Regions from separate parts of the Mus musculus genome. Here regions 2, 3 and 4 are each linked to region 1. A link is a loop called in an ENCODE intact Hi-C map of the cell type or tissue named here. Cell type or tissue: gastrocnemius. All regions are shown on one strand.

Evidence for each region. Peaks named below come from ENCODE experiments on the same cell type or tissue, not always from the same donor. Only the 100,000 strongest peaks of a DNase experiment are listed, where the experiment ranks them.
Region 2: a loop joins it to region 1, with 5 times the contacts of the local background. A loop is called at or near these places in 9 of 42 quality-filtered maps.
Region 3: it touches region 1 in a loop (7-fold over the local background); 8 of 42 quality-filtered maps call a loop at or near these places.
Region 4: it touches region 1 in a loop (2.4-fold over the local background); 9 of 42 quality-filtered maps call a loop at or near these places.

What each region holds. Positions count from the first base shown.
Region 1 is chr17:9,753,107-9,761,106 of GRCm38, reverse strand. The region is part of intron 3 of 4930452A19Rik (RIKEN cDNA 4930452A19 gene); the gene reads left to right. Among named protein-coding and RNA genes, the nearest start is that of 4930452A19Rik, 19 kb to the left of the region's middle. In gastrocnemius, CTCF peaks have their summits at 1,618 (motif pointing left), 4,742 (motif pointing left) and 6,046 (motif pointing left); DNase peaks (open chromatin) are centred at 1,495, 4,246 and 4,738; H3K4me3 peaks cover 1,225 bases; H3K27ac peaks cover 5,412 bases.
Region 2 is chr17:10,742,252-10,750,251 of GRCm38, reverse strand. The region is part of intron 2 of Pacrg (PARK2 co-regulated); the gene reads left to right. Among named protein-coding and RNA genes, the nearest start is that of Gm16169, 62 kb to the left of the region's middle. In gastrocnemius, a CTCF peak has its summit at 4,889 (motif pointing right); a DNase peak (open chromatin) is centred at 4,927; H3K27ac peaks cover 866 bases.
Region 3 is chr17:10,090,386-10,098,385 of GRCm38, reverse strand. No RefSeq gene overlaps it. Among named protein-coding and RNA genes, the nearest start is that of Gm34972, 52 kb to the left of the region's middle. In gastrocnemius, no CTCF peak of the experiment used is centred here; no DNase peak of the experiment used is centred here; H3K4me3 peaks cover 363 bases; H3K27ac peaks cover 5,584 bases.
Region 4 is chr17:10,731,341-10,739,340 of GRCm38, reverse strand. All of the region lies in intron 2 of Pacrg (PARK2 co-regulated), which reads left to right. Among named protein-coding and RNA genes, the nearest start is that of Gm16169, 72 kb to the left of the region's middle. In gastrocnemius, no CTCF peak of the experiment used is centred here; no DNase peak of the experiment used is centred here.

The DNA of each region.
Region 1 (8,000 bases):
ATATTTTGAGATTGAAGCCACAGAGAACAGCAGATCCCTAAATGGGACTAAGATGGCAATTCCACTAGTGACTGGAGGACAGATAGACCATACAGAAGCCAGAAACAGCTGCTGAGCAGCTCAGAATATTGTCTTCCCAGCTTCTCCAAGGCCTGAGCTGAGAAACCAGATTTCTTCTGGGTGTACATCACTCTTTCCTCTCCTTTGAAGGACACTGAATTTCCATAAAACCACAAAGGCCAGAAGCACACTCAAGACCAAAATAGCACTGAGGTTAAAAAAAAAAAAAAAGAGTAACCTTGGTTAAACAGTGTCGCTCCACGGCCCATGGCCATTAAGTACTAATGCACTGGAGATGCTATGGTAGAATATATGGGCCCCCTTTTGAATCATAGGACCTTAGGCAATAAGAGCATAAACATTTGTTGGCAAGCAGGGCAATGAAGCAGAATGCAGTTAGTTCAGATGCAGGCATGTTGATTTCCTGTGCTATGCTCAGCTGGACTCTGAGATCGTCAGTACTGTGAACTCAAACCTACATCCCCAGCCAGATTCCTACAGAGGGAGGGGACAGGAGGGACGGATGGCCAGCTTGCTTTGCTCCTGTGTGCTCAGTCTAATCTGTACATATGTGCAGATCCATATTTAGAATTTGTCTAGGCAGAGAGTGGTGAGCCATGGAAGCTTTTGCTTATCACTTGAAGGATGCTGGGGAGTTGTACGCCAAGCTTCTATCAGGAGCCCTATTCTCTTCCTCCTCACAAATCCACAAAGACAGAATCTGCTGATGTGGAAACGAAGGCTGTCTGTCTGTCAAGGACACGGGACATTTGTGTCCTTCGCCTACCAGTTTCTGTCATATTGGCAGGCAGATGTAAGGCTCATGTGGGGCCACGGTGGGTCAATAACGTCAATATGGTTTTGAGTTTACATTCAGCTTTTCTTTGACTAAAGAGAGAGCTTTTATGTATAATTAAGGCTTGGAAAATGGTGTCAGCACTTTTCCTTTGAGAAAAAAAATAAAAAGGGTGAGGGCAGCTGCTAGATGGGCTAAAGTCTGTGGTCTTTCTCTTCAGTATTGTGGCTGGTGGTAACTCCAGGCTGTGATGTTTGCTGCCCTGGAGACATGAAATGTCCTATGGGAATGACTGTAACCAAGAGTCCCTCCCCCATTCTGTGTAGCTGCTGCACCCCCCTCTCAGATGAGTCCAAAATTTTCAGAGACAGCCTAGTTATGGCTAAGGTTTCAAGCCCCAAGTCCTTCACTGCTCTGAACGCCACCCTGATGTGACCTGTCACCTCCATTCCAACACTCTGAGAATAGCCCGCCCTGGTTGCCTCTGTGTCCTTGATGCTCAGCCATGTGTGACTCTGGCTGCCCAGACCTGAGGCTGCGGGTCTCAGGAAGGGCCAGCATCCTCAGTGAGCACCTCTCTCCGTACCACACACATCGGATTGATTCCAGAGAGCCTCAGAGAGGGCTGTGTGCCTTTCAGTGTAACAAAATCACTGTGGTAGTGGTTCCCAAGTTCTTCCTCAGATCTGGTAACCCCCCCCCCCAACCCCAAGAGCCCTCCGATATCATTCCCCTGGCTCCCCCTAGTGGCCCAGGGGTCCCCAACCAGAACGTTTTTTATTACAGGGTTTTTTTTGTTTTTTGTTTTTTTTTGTTTTTTGAGATTATAATATAATTACATCATTTCTCACTTTTCTTGCCAAACCCTCCCACATACCCCTCCTTGGTTTATAAGTTCATCATCTGCCTAAGGAGATTTCTGATGAGCCTGTTTCTATACCACATGTGAGGGCAACTGGATCCACCCTGATTCTAAACCCAGAATGTGGGGTCCTGGGAACTCTGGTGTTTTTATGCTCCCATCTCTGAATGCTAGTCAAAATTTCTGCCAGGGACCTTAGGGGCCACTTACCTTTGAGGTTGGGTTGGGACATCTTGTCTTTTTGTTTGTTTTATTTTGAAGACAACATGAGCCGACTCTGGCCTGGACCTCATCCGGGAATGCAGATGGGGCTCAGCTTTAAATGATTGCCTGCCTTAGTTTCCCCAGTGATCAGTAGCAGCGTGAGCTATGGTGGCAGTCTACTTTAATGAGAAGTCCAAGAGTAGAAGGTGAGGGACCAACTATCTCTGATGCTATGTCTGGCACCAGTCCTAAGCCATCCAGGTTGCTGATTTCTAACAGCTGTGTTAGAAAAGTTCATGGACATCACTAACATTTCTCTCTTGTGTGTTTCAGCCACACAGTTCTCAAATATCCACAGACACCATAGCAGCCCAGGTGAGCCAAACTAAGCAGCCAGCATCACTGCCCTCATGTTGAGCCACAGGGGTTGGGTCCTCAGAGTGCTGCTGCCACTGCTGCGAATTTGTATATATTTTTAAAGAAAAGTAAGCAAGTTAAGTTTATTGCAAAGGAAGGCTATAGCTCTCTGCAGCAGAGGAAAGGGTCAGAAACTGGTTGCTCTGCGGGTAATTTTAATTTTTTTTTCTATTTAGTTGCTTTTTTTCTTACTAAAGAATAAGGGGTTTTCTGTTAGACATAACTTAAAGGATCTTTGTTAGGGAATAGGGTGAGGGTATGGGAAGGGGCAGTTTGGGGTGGGTAAGCATGGGACCTCTTGGTTCAGAGCCTGGCTCCACTGTTTTTACTGGACCATTGAATGAATGGTCCACAGCCAATACCCACCCATCTGTGCCTTCATCTTCGGGACTGGCCTAGGTAAAGCTGTAAGCCTCCCTTACTCCATGTAGACCATTCTTACTGGAAATGAGGCCAGGACACAAGTCTATACCTCTGACCTTTCATTTGGGCACATTAATGCTTCACAATTTTGACAAAGGGAAGTTAACTTGGGTTTGGAAAGTTAGGAAAAGGTGTTGCTGCCATGCAGATCCCTTGCTCAATGAGGGCCAGTGAATCCTTTGCCCACTGAGTGCCAGCTCTCTCTCTCTCTCTCTCTCTCTCTCTCTCTCTCTGAGTGTGTGCATGCGTTTGTGCGTGTGCGATAATGGCTGATGCAACTGTTGGAAACCAGAGGCTTAGCTCATGGGTGCTTCCATGGTTGGGTCAGGGTATGCTTTATTTGTAGAAGGCTGACTAAATCTTGACCCCAGCTATCTTGGCAAGCTGCAAGTGGCCATGTGAGAGATGAGCTTCAGGCTCAAGCCCAGCTCCTGGAAGACAGGTGTCTACAGAGAAGGATGGTACTACCCTCAGAGACTCCTGTAAGGAAAGCAGGCCTTTAATGATGTGGGGGAGCTGAACCCACGGAAGGGGTATCTAGGGAGATAGATGGTATGAACCAAAAGTAAGGAAACTGGCTGTGAGCTATTGGGTAGGAAACACACACACACACACACACACACACACACACACACACGAAAAGAACTGTGGGAAGCCTGTGCTCTCAGGGGACAGATGCTGTCCCTAGGGTCCTTCAGCTCAGGGACCACACTGATCACAGGTTCCTTTTCTTTGCCTGTCCTGGCCATTGGTTTTCCTGGCCAAACCTGCCATATTTTCTCCCAGGACACATGCATGGTGTGCCATTTTGAAGGAGAATCAACAAAAACAGAAGTCAGGTTGGAAGGCATCCATGCTGTCTGGGTGTCAGAAGAGGGGGTGTTAACATCGTCTCTTAATTTGCCATCACATCATATACCCCTACCTTAAAATGAAGAACAAGAATAGTACTTTTTCCTCTTCTTCAGAGACCCCTCCCTGGTACTGGCATAAACTCACATGTGCAGAGACCAGTCAGGCTTGCCCCCTGTATCCCCCTCTCTGGACCCCCATGTGTACTGTGTGTCTACCAGGCTGCTCACAGGTGGCCTTAGGGGCCGTTGCTTTTCAAATGGTGAAACAAATTTGGTGGGTTTTGGTTGTCATTGATTGGCTTTGACACACTGCTGAGGTTGGGCACCAAGGACCCCTGGTACTTTAAGTCACTTTTATCGCTCAAATATGGAGCTTTGACAGCTGAAACGCCTTATGAGAATAGCATTTAAATGTGCAATGCGCCATAAATACGCAGAGTGCGACAGCCAGGAAGCTGTGCTAATCGCGGCTTTGATGTCCCACGAACTACTGTAGCTGGCAGTCCTCGTGCTTCTGCAGGCCTCTTTGGACTTAGCAGATACCGCTCAGTGGATCCAGTTTTCCACTCCTCCCCTCACGAGGACAGCTGTCATCCCTGACTCAAAGGAAAAATCCTTTCTGGGCCCTTGCTTGGCCACAGCCTTTCCTGGCCATACTCCTAGGAGCCTCTCGCTTCCTCCCTGCCCGGGAGTGGCAGAGGGTGAGGCTGGCTAGACCCAGCCAGACTTTCCCAAAGTTCTGTGTCATTTACCACCTTGTCCTACAGCAACATGCTATTTTTAATTTCTGGCGACTGCTACTCTTGATTGGCTGGGACAAGAAATGGAAGTTCAGCTTGACTTGAGTAACAGGGAAAACGGTCCGTCCCCGACAGAACATGCAGCAGGAAAGCTGAAGGTTCGCTATAGAAGCATGGGTAGACCACCCTAGCTTCCGCTGTACTTAAAAGCTGCCAGTAAGAAGCCTGAATGCTTACATTTGATAAGAGCCTTGATCTTTGGATTCCATGGTCACTACAGAGTGCAAGGAAACCACAAAGGGTGTCTGCTGTCTGTAATTTATTAGGTTTCAGAGCATCCCAGGAACTACAGACTCAATCCCTCAGCTCTTGGGTCCAGGAGCGCCCTCTTGTGGGAGAAAGCACTTTTGCCTGGAATTTCTATTTGTCTTTTTTTTTTTTTTTTTCCTCCAGTTTTTAATTTTTGAGAGTTTCCTACATGCATATACTATGCTTTGGTAACTTTTCCCCCAGTTCCTCCCCTTCATCTCTTCCTCTCCCCTCACTTTCTCTCCCTATTTAATGCTTCTTGTTTGTATACTTACTGAGTCCACCAAGTGCTGTCTGTATGGGCATGGGTATAGGACCATCCAACTAGGGCATTCTTTATTATTTTTGTTTTGTTTTAAACTTGTTCTTACTTCTGGAAGAACAATATTAGTTCATAGTTTTGGAGAGTAGAGGAGCTGGAGAAATGGGTGGGTTTACTATGCTAACCAATACCATCAGTACTTGTCTGTCTTAGGGCTTCATTGTTATGTGAAGAGACACTATGATCAAGGACAGCGTTGTGGCTGGCTTACAGGTTTAGAAGTTCAGCCCATTATCAGGAAGGCAAAAAGCATGGCAGTGTCCAGGCAGACATGGTGGTGGAGAAGGAGCTGCGAGTTCTGGCATCTTGATTGGAAGGTAGTCAGGAGAAGATTGGCTTCCACGTGGTGTCATTGCCCACCCCCACAGTGACAGACACACTTCCTCCAACAAGGCCACACCCACTCCAACAAGGCCACACCTCTTAATAGCTCCACTACCGGGGGCAAACATATTCAAACCATCACACTATTCCTTTGTATGTGTGTATCACATATGAATGCATGGTGTATGGGTATGTGTATGTATTATCACACATACAGAGGCCACAGGAGGATGTTGGTGGTAGTGTTCCATCACTCAACACCTTACTCTTCTGACACAGAGACCTTTGCTCAACCTGGAGCTAGGATGGTAGCCCGCAAGCCCCAGCAATCCTCTAGTTTCTGTTCCCATACCTCTGGAGTTGCAGGATCATATATATGCCTTTAAAATGGACATGGGGGACCTGAATTCAGGTTATCTATCATCCTTGTTCAGCAGGTGTCTTAGCCACTGAGCCATTTACTGCTCTCTCCCTGTCTTAGGGTTTCTATTGCTGTGAAGAGACACCATGACCAAGGCAATTCTTATAAAGGACAACATTTAATTGGGTCTGGCTTACAGTTCAGGGGTTTAGTCCATTATCATCACGGCAGGAAACATGGCAGCATCCAGGCAGACATGGTGTTGGAAAAAGAGCTGTGAGTTCTATACCCGGATGGGCAGGCAGCAGGAAGTAGAAGTGACACTAGACCTGGCTTGAGCATTTTAGACCTCAAAGCCTGCCCCCTAGTGACACACTTCTTCCAACAAGGACACACCTCCTAATAGCCACTCCCTATGGATTTATGGGCACCATTTTTACTTAAACTATCACACTCTTTATTCTTTTTTTGATGTAAGTTTTTCACAAGCAACCCAGAAGTGAGCCTTTCTTCTGAAAAGGATTCTGATGTTAATGGTTCTTTTACACCTATCTCAAACGAACATTTTATTTCTTTATCCATCTGCTTCACAGAGGAACAACTATACAGGTTGTGCTGCTTTTATTTAATCTATACACTTCGAGGAAATTGGGCTTTAATTTTTATGCTCTGAGGTTGCCTACCCCACCAGAATCAAAAGACCCAGCACTTCCATGGCCTCAAACATCCTCGTGCTCTGCTGTTATCACGGGTGGATGCTCAATGTGCAGTCTGTCATCTTCATGTCTGAAAGCACACAGTGCTGTGCTGCTGACTACAGACATGTCACCGATCGATCATCAGTTCTCAGAACTTGTTCACCTTCACGCCCACTGTCTGCTCCTGGCCCCAGTCCCCAGCAACTAGTTCCCTCTTTTCTGTTTTATGAATACTGTTACCTTTATGCATCATAGAAGGAAATTTGCAGTCTGCTTGAACGTTTGTCTGTTGAAAACCTCACAGTGCCTAGGCATCTATCAGTTGGACATCACCATTGCCCAGCTCTCTTAGTCTCAAGCTTACATCTAGGCACAGATCTAGCTGTCCTCCTAGGATAGGGACCATCCCGTACTCTTTTCCTTTCCTTTTAAGTCTTATCATTAAGGGATCTTGCTTCATGCCTGGTTTTCATTAAGCCTCAGTTGATATTGTGAATTGGATTTGAACTCTCCCTCTGAATTCAAGTGTTGTAAAATATTGGTCAGTCTCTATGAGGGCAGAACCGCAATGGACCTTCCACTGAGCTTCGTATACAGCAGGTGACATCAGATTAATTTCTATTCTTATTCCCTCAGTGTGAAGCGAGACCTCCATTCCAGACGCCCGAAGGCATCTGAAATGTACTCTCCTGGAAGTGCTGAAGGGCACATCTTACTTTTAAATCTCAGGATCATTTAGGGTCTTGGCATTCACGGTTGTCACTTAGGGGCTTGAGTCAGTGAGATGAGTAGTCTCAGCTCCTGCACCGATGAACCCCCAGCCTCCTCCAGTCACTGAAGAATCCAAAATTACAAGGGTCTGTGTGCCAGGGAAAGATGAATTGCCAAACAGACTTTGTGGATGGAAAAAAAAAAAACCCTACTATCAATTTGTAAGGATGGATACAATTTAGAAGAAGAAGAGCCAATGCAAAGCTATTTTGTATTTGCTCAGAAGTTGAAAGGAGAATTTAAAACCACATAGAGTCCCCAAGGCACCGATTAATAGTCTATTCCGTGTGTTTGATTCTTGCAAAGTGAAGATATTATGCTACAGAGTCTCCTAAAATTAAGGAGATGTGGATAAAAAATATCACACGTGATTTACACATTCTTCAGTCTCTCTGTGAAGTTTCTAAACCTCGAAGCCTTTCTGTTATTTATTTATTTATTGCTTGTATTGGTGTCAAGAGAGAGGTATGCTCACAGTTTCACTTTGACTGTTAGTTTTTCCCCTAGGCTGGAAAACAAGCCAAATGGTCTAATATTCTTGTTTTTCTGTGTACAAAATAAGAAAAAAAGTAATAACAATCTTAGTTGGTCTGTCTTTGTCTCTGTGCCCACAGCTTATCACATCAAAGATGGATAAGCTTGGCAAGCCCCCCCCACCCCCACCCCCAAGCTGTTCACCTTTGTCTGCTCTGCAAGTTGCAGCTCAGGGCTATGATGCCCGGCGTGGTCCTTCCCCTTAGCCCTCAAATCTATCTCTGTTCCTGTTCCCTTCCTCCTCTTTCTCTTGGCTTCACATTTTTCTCATTTGAGAATTAGCTCGATGCTCTAGTTCAATCTCACCACAGGCAACTCTCTTGTA
Region 2 (8,000 bases), 990 kb before region 1:
TGGTTAGCTCCCATGAGTGGAGACAGTGGATCTGACAATATGTCAACCCTCAGCTTCCACCTCCAGTGGCTGAAGAACTTTGTCTCCCCAGAGTAGCAGTAGGGGAAATAAAATCTCTTCCTTATGTCTTGCTGAAGTGTATCCTTTAGCTAGTGGAAGATCTGGAATTAGAAGAGAAAAGGAGTCAGCACATCTGCCCTGGTCAGGAGGAGGAGGCTGTGACTCTTGGGTAACAGTGGGCACAGGACAGGATTCTCAGTCCCAGTCTCTCAGTACAGCGACCAGCTCTGTAAGCCACACCTGTAAATCCACACAGGAGTATAGTTACAGTGAATTTTCTATGGTGTAATCGAATATCAAGGAAAGCTCTGTAAAAATATTTGGAATTCTTTCCCTCCATCTTTCAAATTAGCTACCAATCTCTGTACTTTCAGAGACTCCCCTAAGCCCTTTTTTATGAAGTCAGAAATTTTGAAATAGATGACTTTTCTTTTATGTGACTTTAGTCAGGATTCTTGGAGGTTAGTTCTGTCACCTTGGTATACAGTGTATATCACACCTAATAAATGGGATCACACTGACTTACTGGACAGTAGGGCTGTATACTTCATGCCAGCCATTGTCCTCAATGACAGGCCTTCAGAAACCCATGTATGAGACCTGTGCATGCACATCTATCACATCTTTCACAATGGTGAAAAAAGAGTGCTAAGGAAATATACCCATAACTTTGGGGGAATCCAGGGGCTTGTAAAATGAGAAGTTAGCAGTTGAGTTGATGCCACATGAGACCTTAAGGTTTGACAAGAGAGGAAAACAGAATTACAGAGAAGATGATGTTCCAGGCAAAGGAGACTGTATAGAAATATCAAAAAGGAGCAAAATGGAGTTTACTAAAGAAGAGCAAGCAGTTCGATCCACTGGCATTGAAGGAGTGAAGGATGCTTTAAGAAAAAAGGCCCGTTATGACTGCTATCAAGCTGTACTTACTACACACGTGTTACAGAGCTGGAACACCACAGGAGCAGACATACAGTGAGGACCAGGGATAGAGAAAAGGACAAGAAGGGAGGCACCACCGGTCCCGGTCCCACAGGCAGGGCCAGACGAATGCTCCTCAGGACTGAAACGGGCCCATTACTGAGAGAGTCTCACTGAGGTCTGTGAGCAGAGCCATTTGCTTGGCAGAGTCTCAGCAGCAAATGGTGGACCCAGGGAAGCATCAGAGCCCAGCTAGCTGACCCTCCCTTGACCTGCTCTGTGCAGGTGCCCTGTGAATATTCTCTTTCCTTATCAGCTGTGGCTTTACTCCCCTGAATTGCTCTTCTAATTACTTCCTTGTATTATAAAAGTATGGAGATTATTAATTATCAATCCTGAAATATTGATAATTATAAAAATGATAGCCACAGACAATAAAATAAATTAGACTTGTTTTGGCAAAGACCATTGAAGCCAGAGAGCCTCATGCATGCTCGGTAGACACTCTATTGTTAAACTATACCCTTAATTCCTAAATGTTAACAGTTTGATATATCTAAATGTTAAGGTAGGTTTAAAATTTATTAAAGAGAAAAAGCATACTTTCAAGTCACCAAATGGCAATGAATAACAATTTTCTTACAGTTTAGGGCTTAGCAATTCTGATAATTTAACTAGTTATAACTTAATTGGTAGATTTAGTGGTCACTTGTTATCTACAACTTAATTAATAGGTGTTTGTAGACTGGCATCATTTTATCACAACTTTGTCCAAAATGTTATTTTCTAAAGTCATATAGTTCTAAGAATCCATAACATTGAGTGTTCAGATTCACAAAGCAGCAGAATGAGCAGTTATATCCGGGCAAAAATATTTATGTCTCCTACTTTTAATTACTCTTTTATTTGAGGCTTTTACAGACAATGTATTTAAACTACTTCTATATATTGTATGATGTGTTCAAGTAAGATCGATGCTGGGGGTGGGCCTGTCCAGCAGCTTGGTCACATTGTATCTGCAGTCAGAAAGTAGAGAAGAAGAGGAATGCTGATGTTAGCTTGGGCTCATTCTACTCTCTCTCTCTCTCTCTCTCTCTCTCTCTCTCTCTCTCTCTCTCTCCCTCCCTCCCTCCCTCCCTCCCTCCGTCCCTCCCTCTCATCTCCTGTTTGTTTTAATTTATTGTTGGTTTGTTTTGCTCTTTTCTTCAGTCAGTGACTCTCTCTACCCATGGGATGGTGGCTATCCACATTTAGGAAGGCCTTTCCAGTTAAATCTTTTTGGGAACTTCCTCAGAGATACATTGCATGGGTTAAACACATTAGTGATTGAGTCACCAATAATGCAAGGGTGTCGAATTAGAAATCAAAACACTTTCCCTTGGAGTCAGTAAACCAGGGTGAGCCCCGATTTGAATTCTCCATTCCATGCTCAGTGCGTCTTCTGTCTGTTATATGAGTCTGAGTCTGAGTCTGAGCCTGATGAAAGATGGTCTTCTGAATCTGACCCTGTGTCTGTCAGTTGTGACTGTGTCTGTCCCTAACAAAGAGCTCTGCTCTCTCTTTTATTGATCAACACCAAAAGCATGACAGGGGGAGAGAATGGGATATTTTACAGACGTCTTTATAAAGGATTAAGTCACTGGCTCCAACTGACCCAGACAACAGGCAGTGCTATAAACATGACTGTTTATCAACTAATATCCATAAATGTTCTGCTCAACATTTATGGTGGATATTCATTTTAGAAGATTGCTTTCAACCTCCATATTTACTGCTTTCAGCAAATGACACTCATGTATTGTTCTGGGCCAGGAGTAGGGAAGAGTAAATAAATTAAGAATCAAGACCCTCTTGTATTTATGGTAATCTTGGCAGGATTGTTTCTGCCTTAAACTGTATATGTTTTTACATTTGTGTTACATGGTTTTTGCTGATTCTTTGAAGTAAGGGACCATTTTATTTCCAACCTCAAAACAATTAAGTTTTTGTTTTGTTCCTTTTTCTTTGCTTTAACTGTGCACAGTATCTTGCACATGTCGAGGATTTATTTAGTATATACAGAAGTGAATTATGTAAAAGCTCATTTCTTCTTGTGAAAAATCCAGGAGTGACTGATAATCTATTATGTTAGTAACAGACTCTTCCACCTACATAGTCTCAAAAAATAATTACAGTTCTCATGTTTGGACAGCCAGCAGAGCAGACCCACCCCCAGGAGCTAATATCTCCTCACATGGTCTTGTAAGAATTGACCACAATCCATCCATTTAATTACAAACATGCTGCCAATTAGCTCTGTGTCCCCAAGAGTTGTTGAATCTTTCAGTGTTTTAATTTTCTCCAGGATCTTTGTGGTTTGCACTGTCCATGTCTTTGGGAATAATAGCATCATTGTGACCACACCTACTGTGGCTGGAATAAGGCTTGGGCGAACCAAGGTCTATTAAAGCACCCCAACTAGCCACAGAGCCAGATGACAAGTGATAGCTGTACTGTAATTTTTAGTTTTGAAATTATTAGGAATAGTGGCTGCAGAGATGACTCGGGGGTTAAGAGCCCTGGCTGTCCTTCCAGAGGACCCAGGTTCTATTCCCAGCACCCACATGGCACCTCACAACTGTCTATAACTTCAGTTCCTGGGGATCAGACACCCTTATATCAGGCATCATGCATGCATACATACAAACATATAGACAGGCAAAACACCAATGTACATGAAATAAAAAAAAAATTTTAAGAAAAAATATTAGGAATGGTGGCCTCTGTCAGCCTTCAGTTTAAACTAATGTCATGGGCATTCTTGTGCTTTTCAGAGTGATTTAAGTATGATAAGTCTGTTTGAAATCACATATTATTCTATGAAAACAATATAGTAGCTTTAAACAAGAAAATAGCCTACAAATAGGGTAAGAACCCCACTAGAGAGACCATCAGGGGATATTCCGAAGAAGTCCTCATGTTCGTGAAAATGCATCTTATGGTGAGAGATTTGTGAAAATGTCTACAACTTCCAGGTTAACAAGGTGACCTCAGCACATCAGCATACTGAGTCCCTTCTTAGGAGAGTGTGACCCTGGCTCTGTTGGACTTACCAGGTTCATAATGTACACCTGGTAGGAGACATGATTCAGCATGTCAGATCTCTTCAATGACATGCCTTTGGTTGTCACTTCTAGTGACCCCAAAATGTATACCATACTGTACCAGGAATGGTCACAGTTTTACTCAGACCTTCAAATGTGATTATACATGCATGCATGCACGCATGCACTCTCACACACACACATTCGCGTACCTACGAACAGGAGACCACAGTTGAAATTCCAGTAGTTGATTCCTTCAGGTAGTCTTAGAGGGCTCACTTTGTCAGGATGATGCAGATCCTAAACTTGTAAGGTGGTCAGAAAATGATTAGGGTCACATTACAGCCCTTGAGCCTTCCCGTGGTAAAAATGCCCACAAAGAATTCAAACAGATATTTTATTAGCGGTGTATAATGTCTCTGAAACAAAAAAACAACAAGCAACAAAACAGGAAACAAATGCATTGAAGAACTGAAAGTTAGTCAAGGGCAAGACCATTCTGATGTGGTTTAACTGGTTTAAACGATTAGTTGACTTAACTTCATGAATCTCGAAATCAATATATTTTAGTAAACTAGAGTCATCTTTAATTTTCTGTGCGGAGCACACAGCATTTTAAGCAACCCTTCATGTCTGACATTTTGGCATACTTCTACTGGTCCAAACCGTTTTCTCTCAAAGACTCCATACTGCCATGAAGGCATTCCTATTTTATGTCTCCATTTTTGGCTGAAAATCCTTGTGGCTGATCTCAGCCTGTTTCCCTAGGTCTTCCCTTAAGAGTTGAGGGGATTAGAGCGTGAGGAGAACAGGAAGAGAGGAGCTTGCCAGTAGGTGGCTCACTTTGAATGTGCTTGGGATGGGATCAGAAATGTCACCCCTCCTCCACTAAGCCTTTGCTTTCTATCCCTGCTGCTTGGAGCCTTTTTCTGTAATGCCTGAGTCATTTGCAGGGGGGTGAAGAGGGGAAGAAAGAGAAGAAAGCCAGCATGCACCAGCCTCCTCAGAGCGTAAGAATAGCATGGCCCCATCTCATTCTGAGTGGTCCCCAAGTGGAGCCTGAACCGAATTCTCTTCTCCACACACAATTGCTTGTTCTTTTGTTCCTTGTGTCCTTAGCAAAGACTGAAAGAACTAAGCCTGTAATACTTGGGCCCTCCTGTGTCACTTAAGGAATAATAGGCCATTGTCTTCATTAAGCCACCCTTGTTTTAGCAAATAGAATCCAGAGCCTGGAGGGAGAACATTTTGAAGGGGGCAGAATCAGAGGAGAGAGGCTTCACTGGATTCCCTAGAGAAACTGTTTTGTTTCTCCTGCTTTATTGCTCCTCACTGAGAAGATTCATATTCAAATGGGCTGAGTCTGTGAATAGTTGCTTGCACATTCTCATGCACCCAGGAAGGCTATGATTATGGCTAATTACAGCGCAGAATGAAACCCTAACAAGAGTGCTCAATCAGATTGTTGTTCATGCATGAAGTAAGTAAGGCTGGCCAATGGAGGTGTGATTCTGGTAATTACAAACATTGTGGCTATTTGAAAAATGCTTAGTAAATCTGTTCAGGACAAAATAAGTTCTAATTAATCACTTTAGACTCTGATTTCTCCAGACGATTCATGTGCACTTTAAAAAAAAGTTTAAGGTCCCCTCAATAAACCAAATCTAAATATAAAATATGCTCATTGTCCACACTTTGTTGGAGGAATGGAACTATGCCGCCTGCCCCATTCCTGTCTTTTCTGGCCATCATATCGAACTTGCCTTTTATGCAACTCGACAGACGGTTCTTTAAAAATAAATGTGTACATATTCTTGTTATTATCTGGCAAACCAAATGATTTATGAAAAATTACTGGAAAACATCAACTGTTAATTTAAACATCCAGATCGATTTAATAATTGTGCTGATGTGTCTAAGAATATTCAGTAGACTGTGGCCCTGGATTATAATACCCAAGGATGTTACAGGCTGAAGAAATGTTATCTTCTCCTAATCCATCACGAGGAACAGGACTGAGGCCGCAATAGCAACAAAGAAATGCCTAGCGAGAACTTTGTGACACAGGCATCCTTCAGAAATAAACTAGGTAGCACGCTCATCTGTGTAGTTCAGACAGTGCACTAGGAAACTTAACAAAGTCGTGTGAGAGCGTTCTCCTCAGAGTTCCTGTATTGCTTTCCTTCCTTCCTGTCATGTGAGGCTCCATCGAAGGCAGGGCAAGAGTGACCTTCCTAGGCTCCAAAGCTGCCTTGGAGAAGGCAAGAAATTCCAGTTTCCAGCGTCCTCACTAGAGAGAGAGCACCGGCCATGACGGGACCCTCCTGCAGATCTGCTTCCTTGCTTCTTCTCTGTAGAGAATACTCTGCATGAAGATATTGGTGGCTTCACATCCTGAGCCTGACAGTAATTAACTGGTGGCCCCTATGAGAACAGAATCAGACTGTAGGAACATGTACACTTCAGGGCCATTCTTGTTTTCAGAAACTTTTAAACTGGAGACATCTTGGGTTTCTCTATTTTTTTTTCAAAGTACTGCATACTAATGGAGTGGCTACAGGACCAGTTTCTTTATTTGACATTTTGCAATTTCCTTTGTTCCCTAACCTAAAAATAGATCTTAAGAAATTGTAAGTTTTTTCTCTGTGGTAATCCAAAATAAGTCAATCCAAGCCAGATATAGATAGATAGATAGATAGATAGATAGATAGATAGATAGATAGATAGATAGACAGACAGAGATGGATATGGATATGGATATGGATATGGATATGGATATGGATATGGATATGGATATGGATATGGATATGGAAGCTACTGCTCTGGGGCAGCTTCACTGGCCCCAAAGACTGAGTCCAGAGAAGTCACTATGGGGAGGGAGAACGAGGGGAGGGGGAAGAGAGAAAGTGCAGAGAGAGAGAGAGAGAGAATGAGGGGAGAGAATGGAAAAGAGGAGAGAGGGAGGGAGGGAGGAAGAGAAAGGGAGAAAGGGAAGGAGGGAGGGGGAGAATTAGCAAAATGTCTGGATTATGTAGGGAAGAGCCTCTGGGGGGAAGGCAGTCCAGCCTCTAGGCTGGAAAGTTCAGAATTGGGTGCAGGATATGCTAGGTAGGAACTGAGGGATGTTGGGAGAACCTAGAGGCCAGGTCTCTTTAGTATGCAAGATATGCATCTCAGCACCTTGTCCCTAGCCTTGTCCCAGGGCCTAAAATCAATCAAAAATGGCCAGAGTGACGGTAAGAAAGGTAGCGTGATAAAAGCATTTCATTTAAGGGTCTCAAATGTGCCTCGGTCTTTGTTTGCTTTCATTTCTGATAGAATGCATTCCACCCAACTACTTGAGAACTTTTCAATTTTGCCCTATTGAGCAGTTAAATCTGAACCAAACAGAACTATCTTTTACAATTAAATTATCTAGAAATTAAATTGATTACAGCTCCTAACTGAATGGATCACAGGGCTCAGATTCACCGTCCCAAAGATGGTTCTGTGGAGGTCATCCTCTGGCCTTCCTGTGTTCCGTTCTGCACAACGTTGAAACAGAACCAGAATTCCCAGTCAACAGCAGGCAGCAAGGCTGGTTTCTGGCCTCTTCTGTTCTTCTTAAGCCTGTTCTTCCAAGACGCACCTTGCTCTCTTCAGAATTCCCTTTATCACAATGGCTGAGAAGCAAATGCTTGCTTCCAGGGGGGTTTCTGCACGGCTCTCCAATCCTGGATAGGAGTCAGCACACAGAGGCTGTTTCCTGGGGTCTTTGGTCTTATTTTCTGTGTGTGCATAAACTTTGGCTACACGCATTTGCTAAGCTTTTCTCTTGCTGCTCTGTGGCCCAGAACCCTTGCAGTAGGGTAGGAAAAGATCAAGTTTTCTCCCCTCCAGGAGCAAAGGCTTTCCTATCTAAATTGCGGCAGTCTCTGAAGGGCAGGGTGGTCTGGG
Region 3 (8,000 bases), 340 kb before region 1:
GGCACATAAGCCATGCTGGGAATGAGTTTGTAAAAATACAAAAGCAGCTGTTTGAGATGCAGATGGTGATTTTACAAAGTGTCTACGGATGGCTGGAAGTGAGGAATGGGGGGAGACCATGCACTTTCTGTTGCCTCTGAAACAGGCCTGTGATGGGTGGCCCTCAGGCCAGGTAGGTCTTGATGCATTCAGGGCAGTTGTACCCATTGTCATGGATAGCCAGGAGGAATGCTTCACCCAAATCCAGAGACTGATGGACAGAAACTCATTACCAGGGAGGTTCTGAAAGAATTTATAGAATGTTTTCCCTGGCAAACAGACCAGAGCAGGCAGGAAAACAGTTTGCATCTGTCCAGGTCTTCAGGGACACTCATCTCAAGAAGAGCAGAAGAAACCAAATCCTAAAGTTGGTGGAAGACAAGGAGACAGCTTGTGACTGAGGGAAAACTAGTTATGTTTAGACTTGGCAAATGACTGGCACTATTTGTCAAACATATGGGACTTTAAACCACCAGGCTGTAATTGCAATTGGTGACATCATGGTTCTGTTTAAAAATTAAGCAAAAAATATTCTGCCTCAAGATTATGTGAACAAATTTCCCCAGCTTGGTGTTTCTTTGTAGCTTTTTCCTTTCTCACCTCTAAGGGGGTTTACAGAAGTGAGAGAGGAGGGCTGGGATGGAGCTCAGTTGGCAGAGTGCCTGCACAACTCCCCAGATTCATCCTCAGCAAAGCCAAATCCAGCCTGGTGGCACACACCTTTAATTCCAGCACGCAGGAAGCAGAGGCAGGAAGATCAGGGGTTCAAAGCCACCCCTAGCTACATAAGGATTTCAAGGTCAGTCTGGGTTGAAGATCTTGTCTAAAAAGCACTAAATAAACAAACTAAGAGGCCCTGGGATAGACCCTGAGACCCTGACAGTGAGAATTGTGTCAGAGACTTTAACCTTTTATATCAGTTGTAACAAGGGGCTGTGTCATGGTCTAAAAGACTTAGAAGGCCTTAAATGTGTCACCAGAGAAGGCTACCCAGGTAGGTCGATGTGTTCTGTGGTCAAGATGGATAGCCCTGACAGCCAGAGAGGTGACCTTTCTCAACTGCTGTGTGGCAAGCACTTCTGTGAGATGCTGTACAGATGTAATAAAAGCCTGTCATCTAGATGATTTCTGCAATTAAAGTTGGCTCAGACACAGAGGAAAATTGCCTTAGAAATGTAAGTGTCTGTTTTGTTCAACACAGCAGTGGAGAAGATCCTGTGTCGATGCCAGGTTGGCCGTCCTGGATTCAAGCAGGTGTTAGATGGGGATTCTGGTGGCTCTTCCTACATTCCTTGTAGCTCTGGTACTGGGTCTCAGAACATTTTCCACCTCACAACCTTTTCCCTCTAACATGGCCAGTTAGGACTTCAGGTATCTAATTCCTAGCTCCTACATTGAACCACGACATGTTGCCGAGCCAGTCAGTCCTCACTGTGGGCTGAGGGCTTACTGGACAGGAAATTGGGAAATTGGATTTATCATTCTTATTTGCTCTGATTTTCTATTTTTTCCCCATAGCTACAAAATGAGACAAATATTGAGCATGATTATGAAATACAAGGAAAAAAATCCTTGCTATTTAAGTACGGTGTTTGCTTTACTGGGTATCATGCTGAGATTCATTTTCTGAATCATATAAAGTTGGGAATAGTCTATAAGATTTTTATGCATCCTTCATTCTCTCCATTGATCTTAAAGGAAAGCCCTGCACCCTCCTTGCTAATTTGTCTCAAAATCAGTTTAATCAACGAATGGATCCTCATACCTAGGCCTCCTTTGGAACTGTAGTGAAGTGTGACAACCACTATTTTTAGATGTTGTTGGCTCTATCCCTGAATTCAAAGAGAGCAAAGTGCTTCTCGGGTGGTACCGGAGCTCTGGCCACCAATGCTACCCTTTGACCTAGCAGCAGAAGCAGAAGGGAAAGCCATGCAGACAGCCTGAGAATGTGTTCACTGAGAAGCAAGGTACACAGCTTCCATGCAAGGAGTTAGCCTGCCTAGAATGTCTACCCAACCTGCCTGGGACTCAGGCGGCTGTCCCAGAGGGATGCTCACCCACTCAGCCAGAGGGCCATGGATGTGGGATGCTGGGAAAACATGATCTCCACAGTTGCTTCAGTTGGTGTCATATGGGGAGACACTGAGCCAGTCCTGGTGATGATGGAATGAACAGACACCCTTTGGCTCCCCACACTGCCCTAGGCCTCCAGGACACACCGGGAAGACCAGCAGCTTGGAAAACTGCCTCCTTTGAAATGTTTAGCTAAACAGGAACCTGAAAAGAAAGCTGGACTGTTAGTAACATCCGGCCTTGCTCTGTCTTTTGTGTCTGGCTTCTCCCCAGCCCACACCCTTCACTAGAAGCCAACATCATCTCCTTCCTGTAGGAGCGGAAGCCAGGGCTGTGCTCTAAGTGATGGACAAGAGAAGGCAGTGCTCCCCCCAACTCCCCCTTTTCAGTGTATTTGGATTTGACTATCTCTGGCCTGGGAGGGGATTCAGGGAGACGGCAGAATGAGAATGTACTCAGCTTGAAAAGACGATGTTCTTTGTCTTTCCATCTCGTGGTATCCCTTGGGTGGGTCTGAGCAGCCTGGGTCAGAACACAGAGTTCAGGACCACTAGTTCTCCTTGCTGGTCTCTAGTGCCCAACCCTGCTGAAATAGAAGAGCAGCCTGGAATGTTCTCAACCATCCCATGATGCTCAGGGGTTAAGGTCATCACCCTGAAAAATCTCTTCTAGTCTTCAAGCAAACATTAGAACTGTGGAGGAGGCTCCTAACAGGCTGTGGGGATTTAGTTGCATTTCAGGTGATGGTCTGAAATATTGGTTTTTGGCCTTCCTCTTTTAATAATAAATTAAGCCTCGTTTTGAGACAAATTAGCTATAAGAGTACTTCTCCTTTCAAGCTGTTACTGTGAATCCCACAGAATGTTCATATGCTATTATATCACGTGAAACAAATTTCATGGTGGTGCTCATAGTAGAGTGTGCATCAAAGTAGCATCAGTTTTTTGTTTGTTTGTTTCTTTGAATATGATCATGGCTCTAAAAATCATAGTACCTTAACATTTAGGTTTTCTGCATCTGGAAAGACAGTGCTGCATTGTGGTGATCTAAGTCTAACATGTATCTGGGTCAACTGAAATGAACAGATGACACAGGGCTGCCCTTCAGCTCTGTTGTCCCAGGCTTTATCCATCAGTCTTCACGTTTGACCTTGTATAATTCACAAGCATGTGCTTATGGTCTTTATGGAGGAGCACTGGAACTAGGAAACTTCTGGAGTAGGGGTAAGGGTCTCAGAGAAACCCTGGTTTTTCTACAGCTGAGAACCTTCTTTCTGGTTTTTGCTTCCTTTCTCTTCAGCTCTTCTTGGATTTCCTGTTATAGTTCCTACTTTCATAAAGGCCTTATTTTTGATGATGATAATGACAGAGATGAAATAATCTTCAATAAGTTCAAGAAAGGTGCTACCATCTCCACAATGCAATGTATTCCTAAGACCTAAGAAGCCCATGTGTAGCTGGAACCCATCCTAACAGCAATACAGAAAGAGTTAATTTATTCTTTGCACTGCATTTCATGCATCACACTGTGGGACTTGTCAGTGTTGTCATTTCTTTCAGATGCCAAGAGCTGACTTCTTATGAATGAAGGCTCTCAGGGATCAGTGGTATCAGGTGATTATGTGCGCACCCCTGGTCTGTGAGATACCGGACAGGGATAGAACATCTCTGAGAGAGGTCCAAGATGAGAGTGGACCAATGAGCAGGAAATGAGGCAGAGTTGGTTGTTGTTTTTAAAGGGACAGTGTGCGGAGAAGAAATCCTTTCCTGCTTTCCATGTTGTAACTATTGGCAGGATATAGAATGCCCTGTCTTTCTTAGTGTTGCTTAACTCAAGTGCAAAGACCTCAGAGTCTGCTGAACAGTTGTTAGTGCTTTCCCTGTCCATGAGAGTGATATCACCGTGTTTGGGTTGAAGTTTGTAGGCAGTTAGAACTCTTTGTCCCCTCTCCCAGGCTTTGAGGAAATGCTGTGTTTTGAGCATAGATGAGGAAGACAGATGCTTTTCCCATCTCCACCCACTCAGTGACTTTGCCAAGTGACTAGGGATGGAACCTAGTTCACCGCTGAATAGCTAGCTGCTGCCAGGGCAAGGCCAGGGACTCGGCATGGTCAGCTCTGTGCTACTAAATAGTGGGCTCATCTTTTATCAATTAACTATCAAGCCAGATGTGGGAAGGAAGGAAAAGACAGGCGTGGGAGAGATCCAGTGGCCTGTTCAACTTTGACTTTCAGGCCAAACAGGGTTTGCAAGGGAGGGGAGAAAAATATTGCAAATTGACTGAGCATGCTGATATTTGCTAAATTTAGAGGCATTTATGTTCACCAGTTCTGAAGCAGTTTTGAAGCAAATCCAACTCATTTTCTGGCAGGAAATAATACTTATGGGAGAGATTTTTTGGGGGGGAGGGGAGGACTAAGTTGTGGAGATATTTCAAAACTTCTTGGCCACCACCCTTTATTATAATATCACACGAGTGTAAATGGAAGGAATTAAATGGTGAGAACACTAGAAAGGTGGAGTTTCTGCTGACTGACAGGAACACAGCTGTTTGATGCTCACCCCGGCCTCCTTGGCAACGGGGCTGACCCGCAGCTGAAGCTTCATTTCCTCTTTCGGTTGTGCTCAAATATAGCCTCTTGAAGGCTGTCATCAAAGCCAAGGGCTCTGGCTGCTGTGTGGAGCTGGCCTCATTTCCCCAAGAAAACTGGAAACGGGGAAAGTGTCGACTCAGCACTAAATCCACCTGGAGATGGGTTGGAGAGATGCTTGCTGCTATTTGGGATGGGTGTTAGGAAGCAGTCAAGTGTGTCTAGCCTTGGCTAAAGATTCAGTGTAGTTAGAGTCAGTTTACTTCAGCTCCAGTCAGTCCCTCCTCGAGCTTACACTGTGCCCTGATTTTTTGTAGGGGAAAGAAAACACCCTCCATGCCCGACACCTGCTAAAAGCCTTCCTTCTGTGGAGTCATTGTGATCATCAGAGGCTTACAGAGATGGAGCAGTTGGATGCAGAGGAGGGTTGAAGCCATACTTTCTCTGCCTTCTTATTTCAGGAGGGCACATGGCCTGGAGGGTTCACCACTTGATCTCTTCTTTGCAGGGTGTACAGATAATTGGTATTCAGAACTGGGTTTCTTACAGATAAGATTTGAAAGCTTTATTTTCCCTGATAAGCTCTGCCATAGACTGCTTTGTCTCAGCCCTGTGGCATCACGCTAAAATGTGAAGAGGAGGATGCATTTTCTAAGGGCTGTACCGAGTGAGCCAGCAGACATGTGACAGGATTATACCTCCAATTGCACATTTTTAAGCCCTTTGAGACAGAATCTCCTATTCATCAGTTGGCTGTGAAACTTAAGGTCTTTCTACCTCAGCCTCCCAAGTGCTAGGATTATAGGTGTGGGCCATGATCATATCATAGTGTAAAATATGGTACAACTTTTAAGTTTTGCAATTTAAAAAAAAATTAATGACTTAGAAATCCAAGTTCTCCTTAAAATTCCAAAGTTTCTTAAGTGTGTGCTCTTATAAAGTAAAAAAAAAAAAAAAGACATCATATGGTTTCTTATTGTAAGAGGGAGAAACCAGGACATAAAATCAGATTAAAAAAAAAATCTAACATTGTAAACTCAGTGTCCAGTGTCTGGGACTCATTAAGGATCTTCTGGGCTCCAACCGGGTTGAACAGCCCTACCTCTCTAGTTCTGCCATATGTAGCACACACATGACTTCTCTCGTGGGCTCAGACCATCTTCACTCAATACCTGCTGCTGCCTTTAGAAGATGTTCCATGGACCTGGCATCTCCAATATCCTGGAGTTTCTACTGTACTGCACTATCACCAGCCTCCTGACCTTTCTTTAAAGACCCTGACTCAAGCACATTGGACCAAGCTTCAGCTTCTCTCCATGACACCTTCAATTCTTTAGCTTTCATGGCACCAAAACCAGCATCACATTTTAGAGATTTTATATGTTACTAAGTTTTGCTTCCAGCTTTAAATACAGCCTTAGCCACCTCTGGACCACATTTTCAGTACAATGACTCTGAAGCAATATGTTTCAGAAGATTTCACATCAATGATGCTTATCTTTTATGAATCACAGCTTATTCTTCACCCTCGATTAACAGGCTCCAATTGTTCCAGTAAAGCAAAAATTTTACTTCTAGAGATTCTTAATTCAAAAATATCATATGAAACTCCCTAGTAGAGTTTTCATTCCCTTCTGAAACTTCAAAAATTAGAATTTGTTACCTGTGTTGCTCTCAGCATTATTTTCCAAGTTTTCTATCATAGCTTATTAAACTTTAAGTACTGTATGGCTTTTCCAGCTCAACATTTCAAATACTTTCACAAACTTCCCTCCAAAACAAAAAGGTCAGGTTCATCATAGAGACACCCCACTCCTTGTAATAATTTCTCTTCTAGCTTGCTTGACTTTTCTATAATAAATACCTTGACCAAAACCAACTTGGTGTTTGAGTTGGGAGGCACACAAGGGTATTTCATCTTGCAGATAGATTATAGTCCATTATTGAGGTATTCCAGGGCAGGAACTCAAATAGAAATTGAAGCAGAAATCATGGAGTAATAACACTTGGCTTGCTCCCTGTGGCTTGCTCATCTAGCTTTCTTATTTATTTTATATTTATTCCTGTCTAGGGATGGGACCACCTACAGTGGGCTGGGTCCTCCTACATCAATTAGCAACTAAGAAAATGCCCACAGATGTTCCCACAGGCCAATATGTTTGAAGAAATACTCCAATTGAGACTCCTTCAGTTAACTCTGGGCTGGGTCAAGTTGACAGTTGGATCTAAGTGTAAGCCTTCCCCACAACCAGGACACAGTACTCTGAGATGCCAGAGAACCTTTGCTACATGATACAGGACTATAGTGGCGTTGGGACTAGAAGGAGGGGCATAGCAGGAGCTCAGCCAAGTCCTCTTTCTTGCTCTTTAGGAACCAATTTGGATAGCCTAGTAGTTCCTAGAGTCCATGAACATCCTGACTAGTCAGGGATGGAAGAGCAATAGGGATTAAAGTAGTCTTTAATTATGTTGACCACCAATATGATATATAATTTAGTGCAGAAATAGAAAGGGGGTATGTGAATACTCTACTATCTGCTTGGGTATATTTGGGAGCTTTGTTATTAGGTACTCCTAGTCTTCACTTTCCCCTCCTCTCTGACTGTGTATACCCTGAGATTCCTTCTCAGCAGACCTGAGTTTTAATTAGAGTTAAAATCTCTTATGGGAATAGTGTATTGATAATATAAATAATTTAGATATTGATGCCCTAAGATGGCTTGATGTTAAAAGCTCTTTCAGGGTATTTCTTTGGCTTGGTTCCTTTAGTGTCAGGTTTAATGAACTCTAAAATTATATTTTATTCATTACATATATGCACTTGCCATTTGCTGCTCTAACGTCTATCTATCTATCCATCTATCAATCCATCTATATTCTATCAGTCATCTGTATCCATCATGTCTTCATTCCTAACTATGTATCAATGAATCTATGTACCTATGTATCTATGTATCTATATATCTATGTATCTATGTATCTATGTATCTATGTATCTATCTATCTCTCATTTGTACCTATCTATGATGGGTAGCTCATTGACTATCAACTATCTAAATCTGTCATTTATCTATATATCTAATATAATATCTAGAACATCTACCTATTATCCACCTAGCTTTTATCCTACAAATCTACCAACCATCTATTCATTATGTGTTTATATATCATATCTATCACTTGTAGCTATCATTTATCATACATATCAATCCTTATTAGCCATCCTATGCATTGTCAGTAATAATCACTCATCTACCCACCCACCCCTCCATGTCCATCCTCAGCTGTTAGTTGCCT
Region 4 (8,000 bases), 980 kb before region 1:
AATATTTGGAATCTTGTATATTTTCCAAAATTTTATTATTTAAATTTTTTATTGAATAAAATGGACAGGTGAGGAGAGAGAAAGAGACAGAGACACAGAGAGAAAGAAACTGAGGCAATGAGGTTGTCATCTTGGGGAATACCCCAAAGTTGGCTGAGTTAGAAACTACAACCTACCCCCTAGCCACTGTATCTCTTTGTTAATGCCATATCCCTTCGCATCACAGCCTGGATAAATGCTGTCATAGAATGATGGGTTACGTGTTGAGTAAACTGGCTTATCATGAATCTTTTCAAGCCATGCTAATCACTTTTGCTATTTCTGCTACAATCTCTGTTAACGGTCCATGTGTGGTAGTGTTCTGTAGTGCCCTATGGAGAGGCCTCACTGGAAGGATACCTGCAATGCGGCCAGCTTTCTGTCACACTGAAGGTCCTAGTCTTTGGAGATGGATTCCTAGCATCTGTGGCAAGGCTCCAGGAACATATGTCCTATGAGGAACTTTTAGAGCTCAGAAGGTGTCAAGATGCAGAAGGCAGGAGGTATGCAGCTTCAGAGAGTTTCCCACACGACTGTTATGTGCTCTTTTAACTTGCACAGCTATAGGGGAGGAGGGAAGACATCTTTGGTCATGTGCTTGAAACAGGAAATGAGGTAGTAGCAGGGGAAGAGGCCTTTCAGACCCCTTTTTGTCCCCAGTTGTGGTGGGAGAAGCACCTTCCTTTAATCTCTCAACACTCTACATAGCAAGGGAAATATTTCCAGAAAAGTTATGGGAAAGTTTACAGGAAAGAGCAGTTGATATAAGCAACCTATAGTAGCTAAGCTGTGGCTGAAGCAGCACATCTATTTATGCACCTCTTGGGGCTAAAGGCTCTTTCCAACCTATGATGGATGCAAAGATAAAAGGTCTCAGCTCAGGTCACTGGATCCCTGGGATCCAGTTGGACCTGTTTGGCTGCTTCTATTCCTGCTCCCTCATCCAGGAAGTAAAACTGTAATAACTGAGAAAAGACACAGATTATGTGCCAGGAGGAGGATAGCTACCTTGATGGGATGCAATCATACTCAAGACTTGATTCCTGGGTCTCTTGTACTGACAGGGCCTGGCCTGAGCACCAGAATCTGTCCCATGCCCAAGGTAGACTCACTGGAGGATCCTGTGAGCTTTGTCCTAGCTTAGACCTTGGTTGAAGATTAATGTGAAGTTATTTACTTTTTCTCCTCCCCCTCTTTCAGCTGCTCAGTGATTGACAGGAAATTCCAGGTCCCACAGTTGTCCTGTTTACATCAAGCTCCTGTTATAAGGAGAAGTGTATCAGGAGAATACTCTGTGTGGCATAGACAGCCTCAGCCAGCAATCCTACCCAAATCCCATAGTGGCTGCATGAGTGCTGCCTGGCAGAAGGCCCTACAAGCCCTCTAAGCAGGTCCCAAGTTTAAGTACTGGAAGACACTCTGCCCTAGCATCATCCCACATGTGAGGCATGTGTTCAGCTCATACTTTTTAAGTGAATAATCAGATAATTATGTGACTGAACCAGGACTCATTACTTCTGTTTATAAAATCAAAGACAAACCCCACAGTTTGTGTGTCTTTTTAGTCCAAGGGTCTAGGCATAGTACAACCAGCAACGTTGGACTTTGAAGAAAACTCAAGCCTTAGGTTGTCACTAATACATATAAACTGAACAACCCACCACCGTTCTTATAGATATTTGAGTACATGTGAGCAGAGAATCCTTTCTTCCCTAAAGAGTAAAACAAGCTTCTATTCTTTCTGAGCAACAGTGAGACACTGATCCTATGTATAAACCTCCAAGCTGCTGTCGAGAGGCGGGCTAGCTCAGGCTCATATGTAGAACCACATTTGTGCAGTGAGGTGGGCTAGCTCAGACTCAATGTAGAACTGTGCAGTGAGCAAACTCAATATTACAGAATCCTATGCTGTTCTCTTTAGTATGTGTCTTTTATGAGATCTCTGGAAATATAATGCATTATATTTAATAAATAGGGAAACACGGGCTCAGAGAGATTAATTTGCCTGAGGTCACATAGATAATAAATGGATAAATCAAGATCTGAATGCGTGCCTGAGTCAGCTGTTCATACTTCCCTGCCCCCCTTCCCATCTCTGAACCATTTAATTTCAATGGTTCCGTCGTTCCTCGCTGATTTTCTTTTTGTATTTCTCACTGACACACTCTTGACTCCTCTTGACTCCTTTTTGTTATCACTTCCAATGTGTCCTTGGATACATCTATTCTTTCTCCTTAGACAACAGTGTGCAAAATCCTTCCCCTTTTTTTCTGTAGGATACAGAAATCATGAGTACCAGTGGCAATCTCTCTACTGCTGAATGGAACCTTCAAATAATTATCTTTTTCTTTCTCCCTTTTCTTTCTTTTTTTAGTTTTTTGTTCTTCTCCCTCGGAATTGTATGCCATGTTGCCTTTTGACAGTTTGTGAAGTCATTCACACATTAGGTAAATAAACAATTTAAACACTTTCATTGCCAACTACCCATATTTTTGCAGCTTGATTTCCATCATGAAATCATAACTTGGCATGAAAGATATTCTAAAGGGAAATTCATTTATTACAGAAAACAGGGAGAAAAATACCCTCTGAGATAAACAAATACTTATCTAGTCTCTGCCTGTTTAATGATGCCTTCCATATACAGAGTCTTCAAGGAGCTGATATGTGTGGCATATCTTGTTGATCCCAAGAGTATAAAGATCTACAAATAGTTACAAAATAAAGTAGAATGATGTGTGTGTGTCGGGGTTGAGGGTTTCTTTACTTGCCAATCTATACCTTTTCCTATGTATGTTCATAAGCAAAAAATGGTAATGAAATATATCTTTCCTTTTAGTCCTTGAATTTCAGATTAGATTGGCCCTAGATGCTTCCTGTATGTTAGAAAGCCCAGCTTTCATTGTCCTAACCACATTGGCCTTTAAAGCCAATGTTCATGGTGGAGGTCTCAGTGCAGGGAGGGGGCTTCTCTGCCTCTAATTGTTCACGTTCCTGCATGTTGGATGCATAGGCTAGGCATTGGTTCTAGGCAAGTCCATGTACTACGCTGTATTATACAAACTGACCTAAGGGCTATGCTGTTTTGTTTTCTGTGTCATGCCCAAAGAATAATTCTTTATAACCTTTGCCAATTTTTGTTGGTAATCGAAATATCTTAATATTACACTCGAGGGCAGGAGTATTTGCAGAGCCAGGAGATGTTGAAGCAGTTACTAAACGGCAGGTGAGTACTTGCACGAGTGAGGCACGTGCTCCCTTTAGAGCATGCCATGCTCCTGTCTGAGCCCTCTTCAAGAAGAGCATTTGAGTTTGCTCAGGGTCTTCCTAAGTAGCCACAGACATGAGGGGCCTTTGCTAATATGCCTGGGCATACAGAGAAGATGGTAGTATTCTAAAGGCGGTCCTTTCTCTGTTACCTGTGCATGGTTATGCCTGTAGGACTTCACCACCGTGGAAGAATTACATTAAAGTTTCTCATAAGGGATTGGATGTGTCACAGCAGAAAACAGGCTTCTGGTTTTGTTTTTTCCAAAATGCAGATGACAAATTGCAACTACATTGACTGTGTTAAAGTTTCTAAAATAAATTTAAAACACTTTCAATTGTGGCTGTCCAGATCCATAATTCTGCCCACTCAGCCTCAAGATACGATCCTGAAAACATTGAGGCACACCATACATCATTTCAATTGTTTAAAACTGTTTTTTATTTCTTGAAGACTCCTTAAGTTTATTTCACAAAAGCTTATCTTCTCTAGAATACGTTTAACTTGCCTCATGCAATTAGTATTTAGAAAGGCTCAAATTAACTGGAACACAGCGAAATAGAATCTTTAATTAACTAGATTTTTTTTTCTTCTTTTTGTTCTACATTTGGAGCCTGAAGTCTCTAGGAAACAAAACAGCAAGGATTTGTTTTCAAAACCAACTTTGGAGGTTTCGCTGGGTCAGTGACTTGGCAGCAAGGATTTCATATTACAGACCTATAACATTATGATTCATGTTCAGTAATGAAGCAGACGCAAGAAATACTAAATTATATGTTGTTCGCTAAGACACAAAAGCCAGCCTGAGAGATGTGGGGAACACTCCGCAACGAAAGGCTGAACACAGCACTGGCTTCCCACCTCTCTCTCTTAATACCAAGAAATTAAATGAGCACAACCCCTTTTTTTCCTTCCAGCAGTCTGATCTAATTTATAAGATGGACTAACAAACAGGTGAACGAAACATGAAAATACTTGAGTGCTGAAAACGAGGTCATGGTTTGGGTGAAAGGCGCTGCCTATTAAGATGATTGCCACAAACACTGTGCATGTTAGAGATGCAGCGACTGGAGGACCTTTGTCCTTCCTGTCTGCATTTGCTCATCTCCCCAGGTCACTCACTGGCACGGATAGGTGGTGTCCTTTGGGTCAGTGGTAAATGGCTCTCCTGAACACGATTTATCCTGTATAGTTCTTCTGTAAATTCTGGCTCTCACACAGACTCTTAGTATAGCTAAGACTTTTAAATTCCTTTACATAATTTTTGGAAAGGAGGGGAAAAATTCAGTAGATAGATGAAAAAGGGCTAAGGTTCAAGTTCTGAGTGTTGCTCATGGCCAGCAGCTGGAGCAGTGCTATATGGCTCTCCCCAGGAGGAATAAGAAATAGAAAGAGATGAGGCTTTCCCACCCTTCCCTGTCTAGAGGGACCCTGGCCTCTGGCTTTTAGCTTTCACCGTTTTCAGTCAGTCCTGTGCTGTGCGCATTCTCTGCTGGCTTGCTGGCTCTCTGGCTCTCTGGCTCTCTGGCTCTCTGGCTCTCTGGCTCTCTGGCTCTCTGGCTCTCTGGCTCTCTGGCTCTCGTGCCTCGAACATGCTCTGGCTCAGGCTCTGGCTCTGCCTCTGCCTCATTCCTTGGGACCTTGTTCTTAGAGCTTGGGACTATGTGACCTGTTCCCCACCCACATGGTCACACAGACTGCTTAGCTTTCCCTCTACCCCCATGGAAAACACTCTTCTAGATTATCAAACCACCAGAGATGAACTCTTGAATCTATTGATAAAGAATGACAAGGCTTTTCCAACTTTGTGCTAGAACCTAAAACCGAAATCCGTTGTCATCTTTTAATGTTGAGTGAATTAATCTTGAAGGCTGATGAGAAACCACAGCGCACATAGAAATGCCCTGAGTTAGGCTAGGCTGGCTGCCCCTTTAATGATCGCTCATCTCTGTGTCAACTCCATACAGCACAGGATGAAATGGGGGTCCAGTACTTAGCATCTTCTCATGTAGATAGCACTACGGCTTCCCCTGGTCTATCAAAAAGAAGGGCTATTGGGGCAGGGTAGGGGTGGGGGTGGGGGTGCTACAATGAAGAGTAACAATGTTAAGGCAAATGCCCAGATGTTGAAGAGGTCAGACAAACTGCCTTGTAGGCCTATCCAGCCGTAGAGTATCCTATGCTATTGTGACTCATTCCGTTAAAAGCATCATTAAATCTTACTACACATCTTCTGACTCTATACCAGAAGAATACCTTGTCTGCAAAAGGCTGGAATTTATGTTTTGGGAATAATGAATCAGAGAAAAAAAAAAAGATGTTGAGTCCATGGTACGTTATTACTTTCAAGTTTGTTAATCCTTCCTTTATGAGATTTAATTTCTCTGATGTTTACCTTATCATTCAGCTTATTGTCAGAAAAGAGAATGACTTTTGTGCTCAGTGCTGAGACAATACACGGGGACTGTGTGCTCTGCCCTCGGTAAGATAAACACTGGAGTCGCAAGGAGCCTTGGCAGGTTGTAGAGGCCCTTTTGTTTGCCAGGATAAAATTAATACCTCACATGTTTTCTGAGGAGTTTGTAAGATGTTACAGATTTATTTTTAATATAGTCTCAGTGTTGGAAAGCCACAAACTGTGATGCCTGATTCTTGATAAGTTAATTTTCAGTAATACCATATGCAAAATAAGATTACATTTTCAGCAAAGAATGTTCTTCTATAACATTTTATTATCATTCTGAAACTAATTAAACATTGCAATTTGCAAGTAATTAGAAATTTACCTGAAGACATGAGTCATCTTGAGGCCATTTGGAACTTTATGTGATTATTTAATATACCGGGTTTTTTCTTGATGGCTATATTAGAGATTGTGATCTATACAGTCTTATATAAAAATAAGGCAAATTAATGAACACTTGATGGAAAAATATAATAGAAAGCCCTTGTCTCGAGGAAAGATGTGTGTCTTCTTTTGGAAGGCCTGCCTGGGTTTCTTCTGGTTTCATTATCCTGGACTCACAGGGAGCTGTCTCTTTATTTCCTGCCATGTGACCCTGCACCACAAAACTATATTTTACTCATCTGATCCTTATATGCAGAGAGAGTGTTCAGAGCAATTAACTTGCTGCCTGGCAGCAATTCAGTGTTCTAAGGGGTACTTAGCATTGTGCTACTTGTATTGCTTTCTGTTCCTTGACTATTGCAGCTCTCTGGGCTAATTTTTAATTTTCAGTTGGCATATATCCCAGCAGCTTTTCTTACAGCTCTTGATTATACATCAAGATGTTTTCCCCTTTACATATGCAAAACTTTGGGAATCCACTCTTATTCTGCCACCTGCTTTTGGAAGTAAAACTACCACTGAGCGTTCTCTCTCTCTCTCTCTCTCCCTCTCTCTCTCTCTTTCTCTCTCTCTCCTTCCCTCCCTCCCTCCCTCCCTCCTTCCCTTTCCCCTCTCCCCCTCTCTCTCCTCTTCTTCGTCGTCCTCCACCTCTCTCTCTCGAATCACTCTTCTTTTTTCCTCTGACATAATGAAAGTTAATTGGTGTTGCAGTTTGTCAGCCATTGACTGTGGTGCTGGGATATAACTGAACAAAAGCCAAGATCTGAAGACTCATGACATGTTGTTAATAGAGTAGGATTAAGAGTTATACAATCAAGAACAAACATAATTTCAAAAATGTTAATTACCAGGAGACAATTTAAACATGGTAATGTGGGTGCAGGTATTCACTTCAGGCAAACCAGCCAAGGGAGAGTAAATATAAAGTTTTAATAAAAGCTAGCATAAAAACTGCAAATCTCTTGGGATTTCTAAGTATTAAAGTATAAAATATGTAATTATCCTTTTGCATACTCTCTTTACTGAACAGCTACCCTGACAAGTCATGTCTACATTGTCTACACATTTCTTATTAGAGCATATTTGGATTGTGGTTACTATTTTAAGTTGCAAAGACCTGTTGGTTTGGTAGCAGTTGGTTTCCATGATGCTGCAACTGTAGAAAGGTTGCTACTCTTTAAAGCACAGGGAAAGCTCAACAGGCTGTAAGAAGCTTCTGTAGCTCAGGCTGGTCTTGAACTTGTGAACTTCCTGCATCTGTCTCCAAACTGCTTGGAGTGGTGGAGTCATAGCCTTTAGGCATCACATGCCCTGCTGTTTTCAGTTATACTGGAGACCGCTTATCTATTCCAACAGAAATTATACCTGGTATGATTATGTGCATCCATTTCATAGATAAACTCAGGACTACGGCATCCAGAAGTGTTCCGAACCAAAATCCAAGCCAGATCGAGGCAGTGGATTGGAGCCTCTAAATTTTGGTTTAGTGCACACTGGCATTTGAAACAGCTAAAATGACACTGTAAAAATTTTGAAGATTTAACCAAAAGGGTAACAAAATTTGGCCAATATAATAAATATAGTAAATGCATTGTTCAAATATTTTCAATTAGTAGATACAGAATAATTATTCCAAGTAAATTCAATAGCTAAATACTAAAATAATGACTCCTGACTTGACAGAGGAGAGGGTATTAGATTGTGATCCCCCACATACTTTTTATCAGTGAAGAGTTGATCACTTCCAGGTTTTTCTTCCCCACTCAACTAGTCTTTTGGCTTCTTATAAAACATATACTTGAGTTGAGTAGCTCTGGCTTAATGTCTCATAGGCTATCTGTATGC